2 separate regions of the Homo sapiens genome follow, and region 1 is linked to region 2. A link is a loop called in an ENCODE intact Hi-C map of the cell type or tissue named here. Cell type or tissue: PC-3. All regions are shown on one strand. Each heading gives the region's core, and the rest is flanking DNA. Links, peaks and the distances in the headings are about the cores only. Region 1 holds the start of SLC10A4 (solute carrier family 10 member 4). Region 2 overlaps SLAIN2 (SLAIN motif family member 2).

Evidence for each region. Hi-C counts contacts between places; a loop is a spot of excess contacts. Peaks named below come from ENCODE experiments on the same cell type or tissue, not always from the same donor. Only the 100,000 strongest peaks of a DNase experiment are listed, where the experiment ranks them.
Region 1: it touches region 2 in a loop (5-fold over the local background); 1 of 110 quality-filtered maps calls a loop at or near these places.

What each region holds. Positions count from the first base shown.
Region 1 is chr4:48,478,210-48,488,896 of GRCh38, reverse strand. It overlaps SLC10A4 (solute carrier family 10 member 4), which reads right to left and starts at 5,554. Exons shown (of 3, transcript NM_152679.4): 1 at 4,746-5,554; 2 at 3,755-3,965; 3 at 1-470. The coding sequence starts at 5,335. RefSeq lists silencers at 5,375-5,504, 5,585-5,634 and a cis regulatory region at 6,889-7,284. In PC-3, for the core only: no CTCF peak of the experiment used is centred there; no DNase peak of the experiment used is centred there; H3K4me3 peaks cover 438 bases.
Region 2 is chr4:48,419,739-48,430,425 of GRCh38, reverse strand. SLAIN2 (SLAIN motif family member 2) reads right to left here. Exons shown (of 8, transcript NM_020846.2): 7 at 9,983-10,301; 8 at 4,225-8,415. The coding sequence ends at 8,349. Among named protein-coding and RNA genes, the nearest start is that of SLC10A4, 58 kb to the left of the region's middle. In PC-3, for the core only: no CTCF peak of the experiment used is centred there; no DNase peak of the experiment used is centred there.

The sequences.
Region 1 (10,687 bases), core at 288-8,287, 59 kb before region 2:
GCTTTCACTGTGCCATAGGAAGTGTCTGCCATTTCCTCTTCTTTTAGTTTTTTATAAGAAATATCTGTATCTTCATCTTCATCTAGAGGATCTCGCTTGTGCAACATTTCACTTCCATACATTTTATAGATTAAAACAAAAATCCCCGCTTCTGCAGACTGGAAAAGTGCATACAGCAAAGGAAACATGTACATGCTTCCTATGAATTGCGGTGGAAAGGCCAGTTTTAGAATGGCTGTACAGAGCTGCACATTCTGACTACCTGTTTCCAGACATACAGTCCTCTTGCAGTTGGGTGGAAGATGGAAGAGAGTAGCTAAACCATAACCTGAAGCGTAGCCTGCCAAAGGCATAAAAATTGCTATCACATAAACAGCTGCAGGGATACTTGCCAGCAGTTCAGGTCCTAACATAGTGCCGGTCATTATGAAAAGGACCACCAGAGTCACTAGCAGAGACCACAGGGAAACCTAGTAATAGAAAATTACAATGAGATGGTTGAAGATGAACTCAGGCGAGAGAATCCTAAGCTCACGGAAGAAAACACCCATCTAGTATGCTCTCCAACACAAAATGGAGACCTTTGACAGAATATTTCTGAAGATGGGCAGGCCACCTCTTCAGGAAGCATCCAGAGCCACATTGGGCAGCTCTGATTGTTTGGAGGCCTGTCCTTATGTCCAGGGACAATTTGCCTTCTATAACCTCTAGCCATTGAGTTGGATATAGGCTCTCAGGAGCGACAGAGACCAGCTCTTCAAAAACAAAAAACAAACAAAAAAACCCAGCTTTTCTGGCCAGGCGCGGTGGCTCACACCTGTAATCCCAGCACTTTGGGAGGCTAAGGTGGGTGGATCATGAGGTCAGGAGTTGAAGACCAGGCTGGCCAAGATGGTGAAACACTGTCTCTACTAAAAATACAAAAATTAGCCAGGTGTGATGGTGAATGCCTGTAATCCCAGCTACTCGGGATGCTGAGGCAGAGAATTGCTTGAACCTGGGAGGTGGAGGTTGCAGTGAGCAGAGATCGCGCCACTGCACTCCAGCCTGGGTGACAGAGCAACACTCCATTTCACCAAAAAAAAAAAAAAAAAAAAAAAAAAAAAAAGCTCTTCAAAAAAAAATAGCCTTCAAAAGCTTTTTTCCTGAAAAACAGCTCTTCAAAAGCTTAAAAACTGGTTATCAGGGGAAGGCTACTCTTCTTCAGGCAGATCATCCCCAAACTTAAACCTCCATCACATAACTTTGTTTTGGTATCCTGACTGTTCTGAGAATGTGTTTCATATGTGAATGTGCCTCTTAAAAACAGGGCATTTAGAACTGAACCTAATACCCCAGGTATGGTCTGATCATCAGAGCAGACAAGTGGATGTTTACTTTCCCTGAACTGAACCCCGTGTTTTCCATAAGAAATTAGTTCTCATTTTACATGAGTTAAAACTTGTGAAACTTGATTAAAATGTCTGAAGCTCAGTGTGTGATCTTTTTAACCCTCAAAATATACTGCAGAGGATTGCTTGCAATATTGAAACAATTACCTACTCTTAGATTATGTAAGAGAGAAAAATGTAAATAAATATGTGAAGAATTCTTTGCAATTTGGCAACTTTCCCCTTTTTTATTTGTTCATGAGAAACCTCCCATCTATAAGTCTGTAATGATGCTTACGTATTATTACAATAGATGGATTTCGGATACAGTACAACTGACTTCTGTATAAAACGTGTCATCTTGATGTTCTGACTGGTACATTTCACTCATTCAAATAAAACAGTCTGTATGAATTGTAAGGCGGAAATCTAAAAATTCCTCTCCTCGTTCTCCTTCATATTGGTAGTTAACTTATTTTTTTTTAATGAGGAGTGGGCAGGGAAAGGAAACTAGAGCCAGAGAGAACAGCTTAAATGTTGCTTCTGGTTCCCTGGATAGCTGGGATATCCCTTTTGCAGTCTTCGGGAATGGCGTAACTCTACACTCTTAAAAAATTATTTAAAATTTATCTGAGCTGGTCACAAATTCTACCCTAGAGGATGCTGCAATAATTATTATATAAGGTACAGATACTACAGATGCATAATTGGCAGAAACCAGGCTATTACATGTAAAAGCATACCATTTCAAAGTATGTCACATTGAAAGCGCTGACAAACAGTCTGATTTCTTCATTTTGAAATATTGGCTCCAAAGTCCCTTAGAACTATTTTAAATCATTTGGGCAAGCATTGACATTGAATGCTCATTTTGAAGTGTTTGCAAAGGTGTAACAATTATATAAACCGTTTCTTAATAGTGTGTTAATTAAAGAATAGGGCTAGGTTAACCTTAAATTCAAAGGTAGCTAATCTTATGTCTATTATATTTAAATATTAAATATATTAATTTATTAATATATTTATTTTAAATATATTTCTTGTTTTGGGTGTGTAAATAGGTCATTTGATTGACTTTCTCTTAGACTTCCTAAGGTTTTATAGTAAATGCCATCACATTAATAGCATTAGCTTAATGATTAAGATTAACAAGTTCTTAATGCATCTCAAGAGTATCTATGAGTATATATTACAGGTATTAATATATGCATATTTACATGTACACATACATTTTTACATTCACATATACATGTGTATTATGGAGCAGGATTTCTTTTACTCAAGCCTGGATATATGCACAGAAAAGAACTCTCTACTTTTCATATTAATAAAAGCTGACTCTATATAATCAAATTACTTTAGAAAATAAGTAAAACAAAAGATTATGTCTTCTTGAATCTACATAATTGAAACATTAGGGTGGCTCTTTTTCTCTTCATTTGTCTAAAGGAATTTGCCTGTGCATTTTGCAGTAATAGTTACGTATTTTATTTGATTAATTACCTGAAGTCAGCATCCTGGTCATGGTTTATTCTTTTTTGCTACTGTTTTTGAATTTTCAAAGACAGCTTAATTTTGCAAAGATTTTTTTTCCTCCAGTCAACTACTAGAATCTACTAAACTATTAAAATCTCTACTGCTACAGAAAGCATTCATTTTTTAAAAAATCAAAGCCTTAGGAGAAATATTGCACAAATTATAGAAATCCCCTATCTTTTCACTAGCTTTATAAGCCATATAAAATATTGCAATGGAGAAAGAAAAAGAAACACATTTAGTAAGGTCAACATAACCTCCATTATTTATCCAGGACCCAATTTTATTTTGTGCTTTAAAGCCAATATTTTGTGTGTTCTATTACTACAATGTAACTTTTCCATTACTTTTTGTCCTATTAGTATCAACTTACTTTTAAAAATTTAATAAAATGTTAAAGGAACCTACTACAGAGTTTCTCAGAATTAGAGTTCCATTTTTGAAAAGATAGCCATGCATTTCTAAAATACTGCACCAATTCTATTAAAGTAATTTTATTTAATCTGCTTTTATGTTTAATTATATACAATTAGTGGAAAATATGTTGCCATTTAATTACACTGTCATCTTCCCCACCCTGCTATGATCTGTTTCCTTCCAATGAGTACTGATAGTTCTCTTATGCTGGTTTTGATTAAGCTGTGTCTTAATTAAAGCTGTCATTCTAGGAATCCCAAAAGTGGAAGTTATCTTTGTAGCATAAACTTTTTAAAAAAAATTTTATCCATGCAACTACTTCCAAGTCCTTTTCTTCCTTTCCGCCTTCTCCAAACTTCCTAACATTTCTGCTGTGGGTCAGAGATCAAGGGCTCTCCAAGCTAGTATGGAAAGGGAAGAGGGGGCCTTACCTTCACAATGTAGTCAGCCACCCGGCTGTATTTGTAGCGAATGAAGACGCCCAACCCGATAGGTATGAGAGTGCTGCAGAGAGTCAGGGTCACGGTCCCTAGGGGTAGTAACTGCACGATAGGGGTGTTGATCCAAGCCCAGCTGTAGATCCACAGGCACAGGGGCATCAAGACGAGGGCCAGAAGCGTGGAGGAGATGGTCATGATGATGCTGCAGAAAAGGGAATGTGCAGAAATCAGAACGAGCTTTGAGTCAAACAGCCAGCTAACCTTTTTCTTGTATGTTGAGTAGAGGTGGAACGGGGAGACTGCAAGTCCCGGGGTTGAAGTCTGGGCAGAACCTACATCCGAGGAGAGTGCCAAGAGAGCAGCACGTCTAACACCGATGGAATTATGAACCCAAGGCAGGGAGGAAAAACAAGCCCCCTGTCTCGGTACTGCTGCCCTCGACATTATAAAGTCTATTGAGCCTGGATGATTCTGAGGGGAAGGAACGTTCTTCCTTGCAAGCCCCCTGCAAGGTAAGCCATGGTAAAGCTGCTGACTGCTACTTGTTGGTCGGACTCAACAATCCTGCACTCTATGTGAGATTACTTTCTCTGACGGGCCAGTAGCCCTATTTTACTTTTACGTTGCCGGCGAGTTCTAGTTCAGACTCCCCCTTCTCTTTGTCTTCCACTGGACAACGACCTGCGCTGCCACCCCGACGCTCGGGGAGGACGGCGAGGGACCCTGCTGAAGGGCCGCGCTGCGCATGGAATCCCAGCCTTGGAGCAGCTCCCTCGCCGTCTAGCTTGCTCCCCTAGCAGCACAACCTGCAGGTCGGCCTTGACTTCTAAAGCCGGGGCGTCATCAACTTCCTCTCCTTTTCTCCTCCTTCCTCCACGCCTAATTCCAACCCCTCCACTGCCTCTGTCCTTCGTCGTGAGCCCACGGCCGTAAACGCGCGTCTGGGATGAGACAGATGCCCAAGGAATAGACAGATCCGTACCTGAGGTTCATGTCGCCGTCAACCAGCAGGGACATAAGATTGGAGAGATTGCCGCCGGGACAGCAGCCACACAGGAGCACCGCCACGGCGGCCACCTCGTCCAGCTTGAAGGCGAGGGCCAGCAGGAAGGCCAGCAGCGGCAGGAGGCCGAACTGGCAGAGCGCTGCCAGCAGCGCGCCCACGGGCCGACGGACGTGCGCCCCGAAGTGGTTCACGTCCACCGTGCAGCCCAGGCCCAGCATGGTGATGCACAGGGCGGCGCCCACGAACACGTTCAGCCCGTGGTTCAGCGGCGTGTCCCAGAACGGGAGCGCGTGGGGCGCCCAGGGCCGAGGGAACGGGGAAGGGCCGTGGCTCGCCGCGCCGCCCGCGAGGCCGCTGGTCGTGGGCTCCGGGGTCGGAGTGGGGCCGGGGCTGAAGCCGAAGCTCGGACCCGGCCCGAGGCTGAGCCCAGGGCCGGGGCCGGCGCTGGAGGCAGGGGCGAGGGCGAGGTCCGTGCCGGGGCCCAGGCTGCTGGCATTGGGCGCCAGGGTGTAGTTGTCCCGCAGCAGAGGGGCGAAGAGCAGGGTCACGTTGTCGTTGCCGTCCATGGCGCGGCCGGAGCTGCGGATTCCGGTCCCCTCCCGCCGCGTGCCTCTCGCCGTCCCGCGGTCGCCGCAGTCGCCGCCCGTCGTTCTGCCCGTCGGTCTCCGAGCCCCGGCTGCGCGCCGCTGACGTGCTCGGCGGCGTCGGGGGCGGCGGGCCGGTCTCCGCTCCCAGGTCTGCAGCCGCCCGCAGCCTGGCACTCCGCGCAGCGCGGCCCCCCGGGTGAACCCAATCGCTGCGCCGGCTCCGCGCCGCGGCCCCGCGCCCCGCAGGCCCCGCCCCGCCCTGCCGCCCGGTCCCCTCCTGTGAATCGCCAGTAAGTGGTTCTGTTATCGAGTGTAGCCAGGGGCGGAACAAAGACCTGACAAAGGACCAGAGCAGGAAAAAACCGTTCCTGGCTGCCGATCAAGTTCTCTGATGGGCTCTGCCTCTTTATAATGAAATCTGGAGACCCAGACACACAAAGTGGAGGGGGCGGGTGGATAACCTCATCGATGCACGCTCATGGCAGAAACTGTTCCTATAGCCTGCAGCCCTAAGAGGGGTGCTTGACTTAATATGAGCGATTCTCTAGTAAGCAGGACACGATATCTGGCTTGAATTTGCAAACAATTTTTTGCATGATTTTCAGTCTTAAAGTAGAATGTAATAATAATATAGCGGGTTTTGTGCAAGTGCGTGTGCATTATTTCATTCGATTCTTACAGCAAAGCCGTGAGATAGATACCATTTTTACAAGCTCGATTTTTACAAACGAGGAAACTGAGGAACGAGGAATTCTCAGTCTTATCAACCGAACCCACAAGTACCTGGCTGAATCTGCACGGCGATGTGTCCCTAAAGAGGGCAGAGAAGAGCTTGGCTAATAACAATTTCCATGAAAAATGTGTGTTTAAGAAGTTATTGGCAGGTGGAGAGAGGATATTTCAGTGGCCACAGATTTACGAAGCTTTATGAGTAAGGCCCTGGCATTAGGATTAAAGGACTGAAAAGAAATAAAGTGCTGAGATTCCCTGCTTGAGACAGGTTTATCCCAAAACAATTCAAAAGCAGAGCTCTTAGGAATGGAGATGCAACAACTTTTAAGTCAGTCACTAGATGGCATGTAGAAAGGAAAATAATTTCGCTGCTTACCAACCAGGTGGGGCCTGTTAAGGAGGCATCTAGCTCCCTGGGGGTGACCATAAAGTGATAGTCAGTTGAGTTGTAAAAACCAACAGGAATTTCTAGAATGAAATCAAGGCTCAGTCTTAGCCCAGGGTTGCTTTCACAAGGAGCCAAGATATAGTGAATTCTTCTATCTGGGAACTTTTCCCTAACTCCTGTCCTGGCACAGAGTGACTTCTATTACCCAAGGGTGGGCTGAGCCTTTCCTCCTCCCCAAATCTCATGAAGATGATGGAGACTATGAAAAGTAAGACTTTGCAAATGCAAAGCATATTGCACTCTTCATCACAAATAATTTATTTTTTCTCTTTTGGACTGTAAATTCCACGAGGGCAGAGCTTTTGCAAGAATCTAGGAGGATAATGTACCCTTACACTTTTCCAAAACACTAAACCCAGAAAAAAAAACTTCAGTGAGCTAAACTTTAAAGGAAGTGGGTTGTGACCAAAAATATTTTAAGTTGACATGTCACCTTATGTAGGTAAAAAGAAAGATATTCAGATATACAATGATCCATGCTACCCAACCGTTACATTAGTAGACCCAGGGAAGATGTGTGGAGAAACAGACAAGATAAGGAGGGAAGGCACTGCTGAGCCTTCACAGTCTTGAAACCACAGAATGAGATAAGCCAAGAACACAAATGGCAAGGGATCCAGCTGAAGCCAACTGTGCAGGCACCACTCCTATTTGCCTCAGAAACCCTCATCATGTTAATGATATTAAAATTCACAATCACATTAAATAAGCAGTAATTAGAGGCAGACCAACTCAACTCATCCAACTACCTCCTCTCAGGGTTTAGGGAGGGACTTGGGCGGCAACTTGTGCAATGGGCGAAGACTGAAAACAGAAAGGGGCCTGGCATCATGGCTTTTGTCTGCAATCCCAGCAATTTGGGAGGCTGAGACAGGTGGATCACTTGAAGACAGGAATTCGAGACCAGCCTGGCCAACATGGTGAAACCCCATCTGGACTAAAAAGACAAAAATTAGTTGGGTATGGTGGTGTGTGCCTGTAGTACCAGCTACACAGGAGACTGAGGCAGGAGAATTGCTTGAACCTGGGAGGTGGAGTTTGCAGAGAGCCAAGATCGTGACACTGCACTCTAGCCTGGATGACAGACTGAGACTCCATCTGAAAAAATAAAAAAGAAGGGGATGATGGGCTGCGATTGTAAATCATGGGGCATGTTGCACCTGCAATCTTGGGGGATTCTTGGGACCTACACACCTGATGTCACTCCTGCTGATGGGGTGATTGTCATTGTAAAGAAAACAGGTGCTCTGGCCTCCCCTTCTTTCTCATCTTCCTCACTATGTATGAGAAAACCCCAGGATTAGGTTTAAGCCCATTCTCCAGGTGTGATGACACTGGTGTGGTGACACTGGTGAAGTGAAGTATTCTTTTCCCAAGGGGGAAACAATATGTAAAAGGGAGAGATAACATAGTACTTAGAAAATATGGCCAGGCATGGGGCTCACGCCTATGGGAGGCCAAGGTGGGCAAATCTCTTGAGCCCAGGAACTTGACACCACCCTGGACAACATGGTGAAACCCTGTCTCTACAAAAACTACAAAAATTGGCCAGACATGGTGGCGCATGCCTGTGGTGGCATATGCCTGTGGTACCAGCTATTTGGGAGGCTGAGGTGGGAGGATCGCTTGAGCGCAGGAGGGCAAGGCTGCAGTGAGCCATGACCATGCCACTGTACTCAGGCATGGGTGACAGCAAACCGTGTCAAAAAAAAAAATTAAGGAAGGAAGGAAGATGAAATTAAGCTAGCTATTTGGGGAAAAATAAATTTAGAGCTTTGTGGCACAGTGTATACCAAAGCTAATTCCAAGTAGATTAAAGGGTTAACTATTATAATAATAATAATGCAACAAAATACTAGAGAAAAAGATTGGCAAGTGTTTATCTCATCTTTGGATATGGAAAATTTTTCTAAGCAAAAAAGTAACAGAAGAAATCATAATGGGGAGCTCAGTAGATATGGATACATAAAAACTTTCAACTTTGTTATAGTAAAAACATCATTTAAGAAATTAAGAGAAAATTTATGATTAATTTATAAGTTTTATTGTGTTATTTTATAGGAAAAGAGGCAAATGACATGAATAGACACAAGATCACAAAAGAGATGCAAGCAGCCAACATGTTTATGAAAATAGTCACATTCACTAGTATCCAGAGCAATTAAATTGAAGCAATTAGATGCCATTTTTCAGTACTGGAAAAGATTCAGATATATGCTATTATGTTACAGTGGCAAGGATACAATCAATTTGGATATATCCTACCATAGAAACAATCATGGAAAGAGAGCACCTACTTCCAGGAGTTCTCATAAAAGTCCTGGGGTTAACTTGGGATTAATAAGGGAGAACTATTGTACACTAATGTTTGTTTTGGCCACTTTTCTTGAAAGGAAGCTAGGAGGCTTTTTAAGAGTAGAAGCATTTAAATTTAAAAATTAAATAGAAAATAGGCAAGAGAAGTGTACCCATCCTTCAACCAATCATTGTGGCCATAGGATGGAATGCTTTCACTCAAGCAAGGGAGTGGTCTCATCCCCACTCAAGACACATCAACTCAAATTTGGGGAAGGGATTCCTCAGAGGAATAGTGGGTGCTGTTAACAGAAAGAGGAAAAATGGATGTTGAGTAGGCAGAAAAGCAATAAGCATACACAGAAGTTGTATTCAGTACCTCAGCACCCTCAAAGGTGTTTGAGGGCTTCTTCCATTGCATTTCCAGAAGTAAGTACTGCTACCTTAAGAATCTTTGTCAATATGCTGTTTTAAAAGTTTCATATTTTGTGCTTATTTAACTACTAGTGAAATAGAACTTTTTCAGTTTAATAATAAAAATACTTTATTATAAATTATGTATTTTGCCTATTTACAGAAATCATCTGACTTGCAGACAATTTAAGTACAACGTATAAGACTGGTAGAAGAAAAATTAGAAACAACCTAAGTATCCAACAATATGCAACTGGTTGAGTAAATTGTTTTTTATTTACATAATAGAATAAATACTATGCAACTATTTTAAATTTTCATGTTATATTTTTATGTGAAAAAAGCAAGTTATGTACCGTTTTATGTTGATTTCTTTCTTTTGTATTTTGTTAGAAAAAATTTTTTTAGAGATGTTACATTGTCCAGGCTGGAGTGCAGTGGCTATTCATAGGCATGTAGGCATGGTCATAGCAGACTGCAGGGTGGCTCTTGGCCCCAGTTTCTTTAAAAGTATTTATATAGTTGCATTCAAAAAGACTGGGCCAAAATATATTGGATTATGGAGGATTTTTGCATTCCTTTTTGTTGTCTTTTCTTTTTTCTTGAGACAGGTCTCCTTCTGTTGCCCAGGCTGGAGTACAGTGTCATGATCTTGGCTCACTGCAACCTCCGCCTCCCGGGTTCAAGCGATTCTCCTGCCTCAGCCTTCCGAGTATCTGGGGTTACAGGTGCCTGGCATTAGTGACCAATGGGTAGGTAGTGTAGACAGGCAGCCATTAGTCACTGAGTAGGCAGGCTCAGTAATCAGATCAACTGTCTCAGTATTCCAGTGCTTGTGTTCAATTAATATTTCATTTAATAATGGCCCCAAAGTGCAACAGTAGTGATGCTGGCATATTGTCATAATTGTCCTATTTTATTACCAGTTACTGTTGTTAATATTTTACTGCAACTAATTTATAAATTAAACTTTGTAAGAGGTATGTATTTATAGAAAAAACATAGTAGATATATATAGGGTTCAGTACTACCCACAGATTCAGACATCCACTGGGGTCTTAGGACATATTCCCTGAGGATAAGGGGGGACTATTGTACAGACATGTTTGTTTTGGCCACTTTTGTTGAAAGGAAGCTGGAAGGTTTGCTTTTAATAGAGATCCGTCAAACAGGAGAGCTGACTGGAACATTGTTCTTAGCTGATTTGTATCTAAAAGCAACATGGCCTGTTGATTATACTTGCTTTATATAATTAAGTCTATTTTACAGAATAAAAAAGTCCATTTCTAACAACATTAATTACTCTTTAATAACTAACTAATGATGGATAAAACGAAAGATTATTTTCTGTGTCCAAAAAGTATGCCACTCTTAAAACACTTACTAATTCCCAATATTACATTTATACACTTGGCACAAAAGTCTGGATACTCCAAATCAGT
Region 2 (10,687 bases), core at 1,040-9,039:
TTCTGGAGAATGCTGATTTTTGTTTAACAATAAACCCAGATAGGTTCATACTGAAAGTTTTCTGCCGTCTTCTGTGGCTGTGATTCCCAGTTGCTTTCAAAAAGGGTTATATTATATTGGATCAAGCTTATCATGTACTGCTCAGTAATCTGTGTCTTGGCCAGTGGTTTAAATTGTACTTTAGTTCCTAAAGCCTCTAGTGTGCTGCTTTGGGTCTGTCCTGAGTATGTAAGCTTAGAGCTTGTACTAATTAACACATAGAATAAAGGGATTCCTTCTGCTTTGTTCTCTCTGGTTCCCCCCATCATGCCCTAAGACAGCCCATTCCCCTGTCCTCTGGCCAGAAACAAGGGTTTTGCTTGGAATTTTAGTTCCACCACTATTACTATGCAGTTCCCACAACTCAGGCCACCCTCAGAACAGAGAGAGTAAATAGAGAAAAATGCAGATGACCTCCAGTCTTCAAGACTGCAAAGGCTCTTTTCCCATTTCCTCTGCCCAGAGAGAGTGCTTCCATCAATTTTAACTGTTGGCACCACTTGCTAGCACAGCTTACCTGAGGGCTTACCCAAGACAAGCCATGAGAGAAAACATAAATACCTGGGGATTTCCCCTGACATTCTCTAGCTTCCAGGAACTCCTTTTTCTCATCTTTTGGGTTTTTCCTCAAAGTTTATCTGCCAGAAGGGCCTCTGTGACAGCTCTTCTGGGTGCCCTCCCTTGGCTCAGGGTCAAGAAAGAGGGGAGAAATGAGAAGTTCACCCTTGTATGGGTCTTTTCTCCAGGTCTGACTCCGTCTTCAATCCTGCTGCTACCCCCCACCCCACCCCCACCCCCAGTGTTCTCAGTTGTCTTTTACATTTTGTACAGAATTTTTAGTCAGTGAGAGAGGCTTCAATGGGCTTATGCCATTTTGACTATACTGAAATCCAAAACTGCATTACTCTTAAGAGCTCCAAACTGGAAACACCACAACTGTCCTTGACATTAGAATGGACAAACTGTGATATATTTGTACAATGGCATGTAACAGCAGCAATGAAAATGAACAAATTAAAATTACAATGACATCAGCGACATGGGTGAATCTCACATTATTTCTGTTTAGTGACTAAGAGAAAATCATTTTCAGCTTTCAAAGAAAAAATTACCCTTCAAAGAAGAAAAAATACAAATTGTATGGTTCTACTTAAAGTTCAAAAGTAGGCAAAACTAAATTACAGTCATGTGTCGCTTGACACAGATACATTCTGAGAAATGCCTTGTTAGGTGAGTTCACCCTTGTGGGAACATCAGAGTGTACTTACACAAACCTAGATGACTGCCCACTACACACCCAGGCAATATGATATAGCCCTAGGCTACAAACCTGTACAGCATGTTGCTGCACTAAATATTGTAGGTGAGTGTAGCACAATGGTAAGTATTTGCATATCTAAACACAGAAAAGCTACAGTGAAAATACCGTATAAAAGATAAAAGATGAGATACCTGTAAAGGGCACTTAACATGTACAGAGCTTGCAGAACTGCAAGTTGCTTGAGGTGGGTCGGTGAGTGAATGTCAAGGCCTAGAACATTACTATACTTTTAAACACTGTACTTAGGCTACACTAGATTTATAAATTTTTTTCAATAATTAACCTTAGCTTACTGCAAGGTTTTTACCTTATTACTTACAGTTTTCACTTTTTGACTCTTTCACAATACTTAGCTTAAAATACATTGTACAGCTGCTCAAAATTATTTTCTTTATATCTCATTCTATAAACATTTTTCCTTAAAAAAATTTTTGTTGAAAACTAAGACATGAACACACACATTAGCTTAGGCCTGCACAGAGTCAAAATCATCAATATCACTGTCTTCCACTTCCACATGTGTCCCACTGGAAGGTCTTCAGGGGTAATAAAATGCATGGAGCAGTCATCTCCTATCATAACAATGTTTTCTAGAATATCTCATGAAGGATCTGCCTGATGCTGTTTTACAGTTCACTTAAAAATAAGTAGGAGTGCATTCTAAAATAACAATAAAGTATGGTAAATATGTAAACCAGTTTCAAAGTTGTTTATTATCAAGTATTATGCGCTATACTTCTATGACTAGCAGCGCAGCAGGCTTGTTTATATCAGCATCACCACAAACACGTGAGTAAATGCGTTGGGCTATGTCACTAGGCGATGGAAATATTTCAGTCTCATTATAATTTTACTGGAGTATTGACCTATAGGCAGACCATGTTGACTGAGATGTTATATAATGCACCGATGCTGTACAATGTTAGAAGTCAGAATAGCTGTTGTCTTTTTTCTGAGAGATGGGGTTCTCACTATGTTGCCCAGGATGGTCTCCAACTCCTGGGCTCATGCGATCCTCCCACCTCAGCCTCCCGTAAGTGCTGGAATTACAGGTGTGAGTCACCCCACCCAGTCAGTAACTGTTATCTTTGTAGAAGAGGAAGGAAGCAGATTGTCAGATGACACTAGGAGAGTTTTTGGGGTGCGGTGAACATTCTATTTCTTGTCTACATGGTGATTACACATGTAGTAATTTAGTGATAATTCTTTGAGCTGAACATTTGAGTTGTACAAACTTCTGTACATAATTTATCAATTTTTAAAACATTTGAAAAATCATCTCTTCCTGCTGTTTGCAAATGATAGAACCTTAGCTTAAACTGGCCTATGTACGAAGGGGAACTTTTAATAAGCATACCAAGATGCCTAGTGGAATCCATGGACAGGAGTAATACAGGGCCTCCTGTATTGAGCCAGGAGCTCAAATACTACCAGAAACTTCTCTTCTTACTACAAATGTTTCCTCCAGGTCAGTGACCACTGACATGGTATAATCATTTTATATAATATGCACTGAGACATTTGTGATGTGTACCTACTGTATTGTTTGCTCAAGACCTGGCCTACTTTCTTGGGACAGCATCACCTTCAGGGAAAATGGTCTTTCCCCATTCCATCCATATGGTTTTCACAGTAGAAAACCATAGCTAGTGTTCTACCTCAACGCCAATCCTCTAGTCACAGTCAATTAGTCCAGTAATGTGCACCTGACCTGTCCTGGGAACCCTACTCCTAGAATTTTTGGACTTGGAAATTCTCGGGAGTACAGTGCAGAAATCTGTTTTAATAGCCCTTCCGGTGATCAAGTTTAATAACTCTACTGAAGACTAGCCTATTTGGTTGTGCCTGTTATTTCTTTAAAGGTGGTTTAAAACTGGCATTGTACTCAATCAATACTGTCAATTCATGGTAGATGGGAGGCAGGGGTGGTGGTGGGGGGCATTCAAGTATCAACAAAGGATACGATACGAAGGACTACAATAATATAGTTTGGCAAAGTTTTAGAATATTTATAAACTCTTTCCAGAACTAAATGGCTTTTTTTTGTAGCAGCAGAATCCATCTACATCATGGTAGTCATGAATTCAGACTTCAGAAAAAGTTACTGTCAAGCATATGATTACAATTTTAGAAGGAAAAAGAAACAAAGACATTATCTTCAAATTTAAGTGGCTGACTACCTATTGAATTAGGTACTTTTTCTTCTTTATAATTTATTATATATTTCTCAAATTTCAATATGTATAGAGGCTAGGCGTGGTGGCTCATGTCTGTAATCCCAGCACTTTGGGAGGCTGAGGCGGGAGAATCGCATGAGCCCAGGAGTTCGAGACCATCCTGGGCAAAATAGTGAGACCCCATCTCATAAAAAAAAAAAGAAAGTTTTTCTCTTTAGGAAACTAAAAGTCAATAGTCTATGGTAGTACAACAGCAGGTAAAAAATACAACAGCAGGTACAACAGTGGGTGGATCACATGAAGTCAGGAGTTTGAGACCAGCCTGACAAACATGGTGAAACCCGGTCTCTACTAAAAATACAAAAATTAGCTGGGCATGGTGGCATGTGCCTGTAGTCCCAGCAACTTGGGAGGCTGAGACAGGGAAATTGCTTGAACCTGGGAGGCAGAGGTTGCAGTGAGCCGAGATCATGCCACTGCACTCCACCAGCTTGAGCAACAGAGCAAGACTGTTTAAAAAAAAAAAAAAAGTATAAATTGTAAAAAACCAATTAATGTTATAAACAATACAAACAATACATACGATAGTTTTATCAAGAAATATCTAAAATCAGGAATTAAGATATATGCCAAGCTTTCAATAGCAGTTAATGTATACTTCTGTGCAAAAGCAAACTCATGTCAACATTTTTACATAAGAAACATTTATTTAAAAGAAACATTTTCTCCTTAAAAAAAAAAAGACCTTCTACCCTTCCACTTAACATGTCATAACCATGTTACGGACAGTACTTCAATATTTCCGGATTATGGGATTGCAGACAACTATCATTTTTTACCTTTATACTTTTTAATATTTTTAGTTTATGTTCTACAGCAGAGTTTCTATTACTTTCGAAATCAGAAGAAACAGATTTTTTTATTTCTTTTAAAGAGAAAACATTAAGATGACTTAATGTAGATAATTTGTTTCAAACTAGCATTCAGTTAACATAGTTTTAACCAGTTTGTATTACAGTAAATAAGGCCGATGAGTATAATCGGTTTCATTTTCAGACTGGTAAGCAGAGGGCCATTTAGCCACCCAAGACTTATATTTAGGATCATTCAAAATACATCAGTGGTTGAACCTCCATATGGGTTTTTCTGTTGCACTGAGTATATAACAGGTTTAAACTTATGTATTGATTTATAATACAAGTATAGTGACATTTAATTTTAAATGGCTCTTCAAGTTTTTAGACTGGCTTGAGAGAAAAAAACAGAAGGGTGTCTTTTTTCCCTCTCATCACTATTAATCTAATTGTAACATGTAATATTATTTTAATTGTAATTATTCTAATTGTAACATGTAATTGCAAAGCAAATATCTCCTAAAGGAATATGGAGAACTCATTAAACAGTGTACAATTCTTGATTTTTCCATCCATACAAGAAAAGATGCACGTGATCACCTAAATATTCGCATTTGGTATGAAAATGCATTAATTGTCCCTCTTGGAAACTCATAATAGCTTTTTGCTTGTTTTTTTCTAACTAGATACCATACATAGTTATGATCTAGGCAAATGCTAGCTTTTTATAACTAGGTATCAATTCACAGCAGGTAAAAAAGTTCCAAGAACAAATCAATTTAGAGTAAACTGTAAATTTCCTTCAAGTAAAATCCATATATGAAATAACTCTGACAGAGAAAATATAAGACATAATCCAACCCCATGAAGACTAAATCTGAAAGGGCAATATGATTTGGGTTTCTGTGGTTAAAGAAAAACTCAACTGAGTAATTTATTAAAACCAAGTGTAGGCAACTGAGAGGAAAAAAGGAATCTTACCATATCCAGAGATTAATTAAACACTTAAAGAATATAAATTTAATAATAAACATTATGGTCAGGCTGTTTATTAAGGAGGCAACCACATATACAAGTTCGGCTATAGAAATGTTTGCAAATCAAACGTCATGTGACCTTAAAGGACCATGCTTAACGTCAAAAATGGACACCTGTACATTCAATAAAAAGTTAATTTAAACATACATAGTCTAGATCATTCTAGAGTTATACAAACATCTGGGGCCACATATGTATCTAATTTTCTTTCAAAAAAACTTTTTTTTTTTATAAAAGTGATGTATTGAGATAATTTTAAAAAGTATCTGACAATTATGAATGGTCCCCAGTTTTACAAAATGTGATTTCCAGGATACGAAACTGAAAAAAAGTCAACTCTTCAGAGAGTGTTTTATATTGTACAAACAAGTTTTGTAGAAAAATGATCCAGCAAATGCTTGAGTTAAGAATATTTATATTTTTTCCAATTCTTTACACTTTTATTAACACACTTACAAAAAATAACATTCAAACACTGAGAAAATTAAATAACTTTGGAAGCAGAGCTCATTGTTTTCTGCTTACATATAAGTGACAATTCTGGGCTGTTGGCACAAAATAATCAACATTCATAAAACCCTTACTACTATATATCAAACATAAGTTAAAATCATAGGCACTAGTTTATCAAATCCACATTTCTTCTGTAAGACTAACCACAGTAAATCCTTAGATTTTCCCAAACAGAAAAATTGCAATATACAAAGGCTTTCTAGTAAAAAGGCAATTTTTCTCTTTAAGAAACTAAAAGTCAACAGTCTGTGGTAGTACAACAGCAGGTAAAATAATACTTTACCAAACTCAGATCAAAAATATGTTTTAACAAGTGATGAAATATTTTAATAAAAAAAAATAGACATTTTTTTCTGATGCAGCCATTTAAAAACAAAGTTAAATAACCTGAATACTCCTTTTGAAACTGATTATCTAACTTAAAAAATGTAATATGTTTCATAATAGGTAAAATTCCTTTTAATTATTAGATTGCAGCATATATATTTTTTGAAATGTTGCACTGAAAACTGAGACTTGTTCTGTTTTGTACGTGGTTTTTAAAAGAGACAGTAGCTACTTCTTTCTTTTACTTACTTAGACATGAGATACCCCCCTCCCAAAAGAAGATGCTTTATCTTCCTCTGAAAAGCAACATTTTTTAGTTCATTATCATGTAGAATTCTGGCGCCATCCTTTCCTGACCCACCCCATCACCCTCAAATTCAAGGATAAAGTTTCTTCCTTGCATTATACACCAAATACATAGTACTGGCAGTTTAAATCTCCAGCTGCTTGTGCTAAATGAATGACTCTCCACTGGTCAAGCTGACAGACTACCATGGTGTCAGTCATGACAGAATGGAGGTCCTGGTTTTAAGTTTTTATCATCAACCTATCAACCTTAATGCTGTCCAGAATATCAAGCCTTCTATTTCTCTCTCCCAATTTCTTTTGCCAACTTACGGAATGTCTTTGATTAACAGGAAATGAACTTATGTTCAAATCTCTAAAAGCTTTTAGATGACCTAAGTGACAATATCTTAGAGCTGTTCAAATTAAGTATTTAAAAACAGACCTCATAATAAAAAATGAGAGGCCTGCTACAGAAGCAAGTTTTACTCTGGTAAAAGTCTGATAAAATTGAAATAGCCGATTTCAAGGATATATTAAGAGCCATTAGAGAGCAAGTATCAGGTTAGAGTCATACGTAGTAGGGTTTTTTTTTTACCAAAAATGCAAAAATTGATGTAAGGCAGAATCTAAGTCAAAAGGAAAAGAATTTTCAATAGATGTTTTATACAGTTACTCAGTTTAAAGTGGATCAACTTAAGTAGGATTTAGCAGGCTATATTTTCCTACCACATAATAGACCGTTATGCCATGTAATAGCAACAATACAACTGTCATCACCAGAGATTTTGTAGGTTAAGTGCATAGATTTTTTTCCCCCTCTCTCTCATGGTATGGTTTTGTTCCAGGTTGCAAGCACCGAGGTGGTGTTGTATCAAGAATAAAGACACACACTACTTGTTCTTTCCTATCATGAAAACCTGCTAATAGAAACAAGATCTCTTAGTTCTGTAAAGATAACAGCATGTGAAGAAGTTGGCTTCAATAGCAAAGGCCATCTTTCCTGAGCCAGGAACTATAAAGTTCAGAAAGATTGTACAACTGATATTAAGCCCTTTTGGCAATCAAAACAAACACACACAAGTTTGATGTGTCAATGCAACATGATGGATACATGCTGTAACACTATCTGGTGGTGGTGACATGTGAGCTACATCCAAAACTTAAGATTAAATGACAATTTTTCTTTTCTAATGAATCTGCAAAAATCATTTCTGAAATTCTGCTAAATTTAGGAATGTTTTAATCTCTAGCCCAGGTTTCTTTCCTCCCACCCCCTAATCTCAATCTGTAGTTTCCTGGTGTACTAGTGAAACACTTTAGATAATTAGTCAGAATATTAGTTCTCATTAACACAAATATTTATTGATACTATTTATACAGTAAATTAGGTTGAATGTGAAGTTTTGGATAGCCTGAATTCACCATTTTCTTGTGCACAAATGGGCATTTTTCTCATTTACAAATGGGCATTTCTCTTTGGCATCCATTAGGTATTTGCCCAGATATTGGCCTCTGTCAAATATTTTTTAAAAATCAACCTAGTTTCTATTAAACAAAACTAAAAGTGATTCTATGGAGAGTGATTGTATGATTACCAAACACATCTGATGTTAAATGTCATTAAAGTGCTGTTTGATGATCTCTGTCGGTTTGTGCTAATTAAGACAGAGAGGGCTGGGATTTTATAAATCCCAAGAGTCTTATCTGAACAGTCTGCATATAAAAGTTGTTTTTTAGCCTGGTGAAGGGTATCCATGAAGCCGTGGACTTCTGCATTCTTGTCTTTGCTGGTCAGTAACAGCCATCTTTCCAACTGTCATCTTTCATGCTACCATAGGTTTTAGGAGCTGGCAAGGATCTGTAATAAAGCAATTTTGTAATTAAAATTTGATAAATGTCTTTATGAAATAGTACCATACTATCTCACACATATATTAATTACTCTTCAGGTGGCATCACGATCCCATGAAGGCCGTACCAAGTCCTAAGCTCTAAACAGGTACTAGTACAACCTCCCCACACTCTGCATTTTCACAACTTCCAAGTTTTACTGGGCACCAGATGACTTCCCATTTTGTTAACATAGCTACTAGATAAAAGAAAGGAAAAGATGGTCTCACCTTTTCCAAGCACACAGATAACCAACCTTATCATTTACTTATTATTTTGAGAGGCAGAATGATGAATGTGATATTAGAAGCTCAGTGTCAGCATCACTAGAAAGGCAGTATGGGACAGTGATTAAAAGAGCTCCAAAGTCAGACATACTTGGAACTCATAGTTTTATTAGCTATGTGGCCTTAGGCAAATTACTTAATTCCATTAAATTTCAATATCCTCTTTTGAAAAATAGAAATAAGAATACCTACTCATTTAATATTATTATGAAGATTAAACAAAGCAAGCATTTACTTATTTAGCACAGTGATAAATATTTCCAGTTTAATTATATTTGACACCAAAGTTTACTGATGGTGGTAATCCCATTCTTGAAAGGTTACAGATGCATCATTCCCAACCTGTCTGATTCAGAATCATCTGAAGATTACGCAAACAAACAACAAACAAACAAAAAAACCAGCAACTGTAATCCCAGCATTCTGGGAGGCTGAGGCAAGCAGATCACTTGAACTCAGGAGCTCCAGACAAGCCTGGGCAACATGGTAAAACCCCATCTCTACAAAAATTAGCCAGGCATGGTGGTGTGCGCCTGTAGTCCCAGCTACAGGGGGTGCTGAGGTGACAGGATTGCTTGAGCCTGGGAGGTCAAGGCTGCAGTGAGCCAAGATTGCACCACCGCACTCCAGCCTGGGAGACAAAGCAAGACCCCATCTCAAAACAAAAACAAAACAAAAACAAAAACAAAACAAAAAACAACAACAAAATACCTAGCACACCCACAGATTCTGGGCCTCATAACAGATCTACTAAGTTAGACTCTCTGAAGGTAAAACTTACACCCTACATTTATATAAATCTCACAGATAATTCTGAATTATAGAATAAGGGTTTGAAAACCATGCTTATAGATTATACTCAGACTTGGTAGCTAGAAGTTTTATCTTAAATATCACTCTATATTCTAATATACCTTTATCATCTTTATTGAATATAATTATATTCGAAATGAATGAATATCACAATCAAATTGAGAGGCTCTAACAATTTTTTTTCTAGGGGTCCTCTGAGATGCTTAATCACGTTAGGCAACTGGACAAATTTAATCTGAACCAAACTGGTAAAAGTCCCAAATGAGGATTTCTTAAAAACAATGTAGTAAAGTTTTATTCAAATGGTACTAAAACTCTGGTGGGAATCCACCATGACTTTCTGTTTACTATCAAACATACGGATGAAGCTAATTCATTCCAGTCTATCCACTTTCAGGCACTCAAGAATGCTGAAACAGAACATCTGCCACTTACCTGCGAACAGGCTGTGCAAGTTTGCTGCGAGGCACTGGTATGCCCCCAGCAGAAGGGGCACTGGGTCTGGGCAAGCCACTTCTCATTGCAGTTGTCCCTGCAGGTCTGGTTAGAGTAGCGCTGTTGATATTGCTGGGAGGATTTGCTGAGACTGTGCTCTGAACCATAGGAGGCCCAGGTGAGGAGGTGGTTTGTGTGAGCTGTGTTATTTCTTGGCTACCAGGAGAACCAGAGCCATGGTTACTAAATGCTTTCACTGGTTGCCGAAGAGCCAAAGGAGATGGTGCTGCAGGGGAACGGAATTTGCCTGGAGAAGGTACTGTGGGATGGCAAAGAAAAACCAATTTTTGAGTGGAAATCTGTATATATGAAACCATTGCTTTAAATTACAACTGATGATTGGGCACTAGTACATGTGTATTCAGGAAACTTCACAGCAATGCAAACAATAAAAGCTATTCCTGGGCTACTAAAAGAAAAAAAGTAACTGTGAGTTCTAAATGACCAAGTACTTAGAGGATTACAACTGTCTTTGACAACAGTATTTTAAATAGGCCAGCTTGGAATCCATAATACCAGAAGAGAAAAGGCACTGCAGGATTCTGTCTCACAGTAGCAACTAATGTGGGCCACATATGAACAAACATTCTAGAGGTGAAAAACAGGTTGACTACCCAACTGTTGTCTAGAATTTGAAATGTATTT